2 separate regions of the Homo sapiens genome follow, and region 1 is linked to region 2. Evidence: read pairs that join two places in POLR2A ChIA-PET (ENCODE). Cell type or tissue: endothelial cell of umbilical vein. All regions are shown on one strand. Each heading gives the region's core, and the rest is flanking DNA. Links, peaks and the distances in the headings are about the cores only.

Region 1 (2,916 bases), core at 235-2,734, 85 kb before region 2:
GTGAGCCACCGTGCCCAGCTGTAATTATTTTTTCTAATATCCCCATTAGTCCATAACCTTCTTTCTTAAGGGCATGACTTTATTAATAATAATAGCTATTACTACATGAATAATAATATTTCATACTTGTTAGGATCTTACCAAGTACCTGGGCTCAATACTTTCCTTGTGCTATCCTCAAGTCAACTCTGTGAGGTAGATACTATTATTTTCCCTATATTAAGACAAGAAACTGAGGCATAAAGAGGTTAAGGCAAAGAGAGGTGTACTAGCTAGGGTTCAACCAGAGAAACAGAACCATAGGAGATCTACATTAAGAGATTTATTAGGGGGAGTTGGCTTATATGATTGTGGGGGCTATTCAGGCAGGTCCAGGATCCATGGAGCAGACACAGAAGTGGCCATCTACAGATGGAATTTCTTCCTTAAGGAAGCCTTGGCTCTACTCTTTAGACCTTTCTGTTGAATCTATCCCATCCAGATGATCTCTGTAATCTCTCTTACTTAAAGACAACTAATAATGAACTTTATCCACATCTACAAAATACCTCTCAGAAACTGGGAACTGTAGCTTCTCCAAGTTGATACAGCAAAAAAGACCATCATGAGAAGTCACACGCGTGTGAAGTGGTTGATTCTGGCCCAGGGAATTTGACCGCCAACTATCATACCAGGTGCCAATTCTTGTGCAGGGAGCTGGGGCGGCAGTGGCTGCCAAGGCCATGGCTGTCTCGCCCTCCTAGAAGTATGGCTGAGACTCTTGATCTCTGTATGCCTCACTCCTACGTGGCCCCTGGCCTGTGCAGTACCCCAATGAGGACTCGATGAATTTATTCACTTGGATGAGTCACCAGAACACAGCACTATTCAGTAGAAAGAGCAGCGACCTCAGTTCCAGTCCTTGGGCAAGTCACATTACATCTCTCGTATGTAAAGTGGAAATATCACAACTTCTTACCTTGATGAATGATAGAAGTAAAAGTGCCCGGCAGAGTGTAGCACAAAGTAGGTGCTCAGGCAAATGATCAGAGATTCCCAGATGTGTCAAACTGAGGTCTCAGAGAGGGGAGAACCTCAAAGCTGCCATCGTCACCCTTCTAGTTTGTCAGCCTGGGTAGGCCAGAATGGGAGAGGTGGGTATCAGCGGGGGAGCCTCTGAAAAAGTTCTCCTGTCCATCCTACCCCTTAATGTGGGAGCTGCATCCCTAGCTCTAACAAAGGTTTGTGTGAAGGTGAGGAGACATTCTCCTTGTCCCACACCCTAAGTAGATGTGTCCTATCTGTCCTTCCCTGAAAGTGGCAATCTTAGCAACCGTGCTCTTGGTAGAATGTGGGAGTCTGTATTTTGCCTGAAAGTGCCTGCCAGTAACACGGCAGTGTCTCAGAAGTCTCTGAACACCTCCTACCCTACTCACTAGTGATTTTTAAAGAAAGCGGTAGGGGTGGTGGTGGAGTGGGGGGAGGCCAGTAATGACCAGTTCAGTGAGTTTTGTACCTTGTGATTCCTCTAACCTGACCAAAGGTGATGAGACCAGCTGTCACTGCCTTGTCCTTGAAGCCCTTTGGACTTTGAGGTGGTCTCCAGTGGGAATTCCACTCAGGAGGGCCACTGGGTTAGAATGAGGTCATTGGCCCCTTTTGGAGTAGGAGTGGGGAGCATGTAGAGACTGAACAAAACAGCGAGCAGAGGCCAAGAGCTGGAGAAGCGGTTAGTGGAGAAGTTGATTGCTGCTAGCAGTTAGAGGGTAAGCAGCTAAGTCACAGACCGTTGGGCTCCTGTGTGAGAGGAGGCCATGAGAACTGCTATGGTGCTGTGCTAGTCAGGGTTCTTCGGAGAGATGGAACCAGTAGGATGTGTATGTGCGTGTGCCTGTATACACATACATATGCACCCGTGCACACAGAGAGAGAAGTTTGTTTTAAGGAATTGGTTCGCGGAATTTGGGAGGCTGGCAACTTCAAAATCTGCAGGGTGGGCCATCAGGCCGGAGATGAGGGAAGAGCCAATATTGCAGTTCAAGTGTGAAGATGACTGCCATCATAATTGCTTCTTGCTCAAGAGGAGGTCAGTCTTTTGTTCCATTGAGGCCTTCAATGGACTGGAGCGGCCCACCCACATTACAGAGGGCAATCTGCTTTATTCAGAGGCCACCAATGTAAATACTAAGCTCACCTAAAAAGCACCCTCACAGAAACATGTGAGGGTGTTTTTTTGTTTGTTTGTTTTTTGAGGCAAGGTCTCCCTGTGTCACTCAGGCTGGAGTGCAGTGGCACGATCCTGGCTCACTGCTACTTCCACCTCCCAGGCTCAAGCCATCCTCCTACCTCAGCCTCTCAAGTATCTGGGACCACAGGCATGTGATCACCATGCCCAGCTAATTTTTGTATTTTTTGTAGAGACATGGTTTTGCAAGGTTGACCGGGCTGGTCTCAATCTCCTAAGCTCAAGCAGTCTGCCTGCCTTGGCCTCCTAAAGTGTTGGGATTACAGGCATTGATGGCAGTGGCTGCAGCAGGGAGGCTTGACTGGGGCTGCACACTCCATGGAGCTGGTGGGAGCCCCGCCCCTTCTGAGGTGGAGTAGGAGCTCCCCGGGTGCTGCTGCAGTCACCCAAACCGCAGTCCAGACCCAGGCCTCCTGCTCTATCAAGCAGGCAGGAGCCTGCCCTCCTTGGCGGGGCCACAGCTGCCCAAACTGCGGCTGTGGATCCAAGCCTCCCTGTGGTCTTAGACGGGGCTGGGAGCAGGCAGGATTTGCCCTGCTGGGTGTGGGTGTGGGTGCAGCTGCAGCCGCCTGACCCACAGCTGCAGACCCTGGGCCTCCTGCTCCACGGAGCAGGCAGGAGCCGGGGACAAGCAGGAACCCTGCCCCTTCTGAGTTGATGGGGTGGGAACTCCCTGGTGCAGCCTGCATCCT
Region 2 (2,916 bases), core at 267-2,766:
CTCCTGGGTTCAAGTGATTCACCCGCCTCAGCCGGGATCCCAAAGTGCTGGAATTACAGGTGGGAGCCACCGTGTCTGGCCCACTTGAGGCTTTTAACAGTAGAGTTATGTGACCTAACACTTGACATTAAAAAAGGATTTTTGCATAAAAATACACTTGAGTTGGCTAATACTGCATACAGCAGCACACAGGTGCATAAGCACCGCACATACACAGTGTCTTCATCTGCCTCTGACAACCAGATTCCCCTGGGGATATGTCAGGAATGTTTGGGATACCTGTAGACTTTTCTTTGAGTAATTCTAATGAAAAGGCTGACAGATAGTATTGCTTTATGGATGGAACATCTGAGACCCTGAAATGTTGAATTTTAGTTCATGAGTCATGCTGTACTTTAGCCTAATTTTTCTTTTTTTGCTTTTAGACTTAGAACAGAATCTACAGAGTGTCAGTCAACTGAGCTTGAGACTTATCTATTTTTTATTAGCTTTTTTGGAGACAGTGTCTTGCATTGTCACCAAGGCTGGAGTGCAGTGGCATGATTTGGGTTTACTACAGCCTTGACCTCCTTGGCTCAATAGATCCTCCCACCTCAGCTTCCCAAGTAGCTGGGACTACAGGCTTGTGTCACCACACCTGGCTTATTTTTATATTTTTTGTAGGGATAGGGTTTCGCCTTGTTGCTTGGGTTGATCTCCAACTCCTGGGCTCAAGCGATCCTTCTGCCTCAGCCTCCCAAAGTGCTGGGATTACAGGCATGAGCCACTGCACCCAGCTGAGACCTCTTTATTCGAATGGCAGAATTGCTATGGGGTAAAGAAATCCACCTCTGGTTACTCCTGTTTCTATTAGTAGGTGTATAAAATGTTCTACAATAATATATGACCCTTAAAAAAAATTAGAGTAAAAGTCTTTTCCCCTCCCCCGAAGGGAGTTGGTGGAGGATTCGAAAAATGGTTTTTGGTTTGCTGGATTGGTATCTGTAAAAGTGTTTCTTGCTAGAATGGAATGAGTACCTGTGTCCTTGGTGATGGGGCTTCCTGACATCTGCCACACCAAGCCACGTCTGAGGGCAGGGGTGGCATCCTGTGCTCACTTTGCAGGCATCTTTTCTGAGCCATGGCCATTGTGTCACTTAGAATTCAAACCACATTTTGAGCAGCCTATTTTTGATAGAATCTGACTTTCTATTGTGAATATTTAGAATTTTTTTTTTCTTTTTTGAGACAGAGTCTTGCTCTGTCGCCCAGGCTGGAGTGCAGTGGCGCAATCTCAGCTCACTGCAAGCTCCGCCTCCCAGGTTCACTCCATTCTCCTGCCTCAGCCTCCCGAGTAGCTGGGACTACAGGTGCCCGCCACCACGCCCAGCTAATTTTTTGTATTTTTAGTAGAGATGGAGTTTCACCGTGTTAGCCAGGATGGTCTCGATCTGACCTCATGATCTACCCGCCTCGGCCTCCCAAAGTGCTGGGATTACAGGCGTGAGCCACCGCACCTGGCCAGAAATATTTTTAAAAGTTCAAAAAAAAAAAAAAAAAAAAAAAAAACACCTTTATCTGGCTTTGGTAAATCGCAATTGTTTTTGTCCACTGTTGGGGAGTGAAACAGCCTGTGATGATTCTGATCTTGATATTATACAGAAACTAGTTCATCAACAGATGATCAGAATCTGCACTTGGTACTTCATTCAAAACAAGCCCTCTGTGTTTTACCTCATGCCCTTTTCAAGTAGGTCTCTTCATACAGTGAGTACAAATATTTCATGAGCTATAAATGTTTAATTTGGAAAATACTTGGCATCATTCTAGGTCTTTATTTCAGAAAACATCCTGGGATGGCACGGGTCCAAGTCACATTCCACAGAGCAGCTGAAAAATGGGACACTTGGCTCTTTGCCATCAGCCAGTGCCAACATAACCTGGGCAATTTTACCAAACTCTGCTGAAGACGAACAAACCTCACAGCCAGAGCCAGAGGTAAGCGTGCAGTCCTCTCAGTGCATTCATGGCTTGTGTTATCGCTTGTTCAGAAATATAGTAATTATATTTGTAACTTGCTCATCTCTTTGTTTTAAGAGGAGACAAATTAAAAAATGGAAGAATTGCCTGGAGAGACAAAATCAGCTATGTGCATGCCCGGCACTTCTCATGTTCTTGTGTCTGGCAGCTGCTGTGGGTGAATTGTGATCCTACGAATGAGGAATCTCCTATTTTCATTGAAATGGGAGTCACTTTAACTTCAAGTGGGAGAAATTCGAACAGACCCGTTAACATGGTGCCTATTGACATGATGGGAGCAGTTACAATATATTATGTCGCTCCCCTGAATAATGGCTTCTTCGTGTGGTTCCTGCTGATACAAGCTCTTGCCTCACATGCTCGACTCCTGCATGCTCCTGAGCCAGGCCGGGATCTGTGGGGCCATGGCCAACACTCCTCTTGGGCATTGAGCTGCAGCCCAGGTTCAGGCTGCCGAGGATATGCACTGCCTCGTCAGGAGAGCAGTCCTTGCAGATCCTGGTGATCAGCCAGGCTCCAACAGGCTTCATGGACTCTCTGTCATCTGCCCGCAGCCTGGCTCTCCTATTTCTGCCTCTAAGTGGCCGCTGGAGGGGAGCCAAATGCAGTGTTTCCTTTTGTCAATTTTATTTTGTGTCCTGAGTCCATTTTTGTTTTTCTTGTTCTTTTGATGCACATGATATAGTCTTGATATAGTCTCTTGAACTGGCGGAGGCCTCCTTTAACCATGCATTAGAGGTTGTTCTTAATTTCCATTGAAATCATTTTAGCCTGAAAATTGTAGAACACTTACAAAATCTATTTGATAAGGTTGAAAGCCCCAAGGCAGTGTCTTTGATCAAATGGTTTTGGTTATCAATGGAAATTTTTCTCCAAGCAGCATAGGATTATATTCTC

What was found. Peaks named below come from ENCODE experiments on the same cell type or tissue, not always from the same donor. Only the 100,000 strongest peaks of a DNase experiment are listed, where the experiment ranks them.
Region 1: POLR2A ChIA-PET joins it to region 2 with 11 read pairs; 2 of 35 experiments call an interaction of 5 or more read pairs at or near these places.

What each region holds. Positions count from the first base shown.
Region 1 is chr3:31,817,419-31,820,334 of GRCh38, reverse strand. The region is part of intron 4 of OSBPL10 (oxysterol binding protein like 10); the gene reads left to right. Among named protein-coding and RNA genes, the nearest start is that of OSBPL10-AS1, 110 kb to the right of the region's middle. In endothelial cell of umbilical vein, for the core only: no CTCF peak of the experiment used is centred there; no DNase peak of the experiment used is centred there.
Region 2 is chr3:31,732,318-31,735,233 of GRCh38, reverse strand. OSBPL10 (oxysterol binding protein like 10) reads left to right here. Exons shown (of 12, transcript NM_017784.5): 6 at 1,823-1,977. Among named protein-coding and RNA genes, the nearest start is that of OSBPL10-AS1, 30 kb to the right of the region's middle. In endothelial cell of umbilical vein, for the core only: no CTCF peak of the experiment used is centred there; a DNase peak (open chromatin) is centred at 1,793.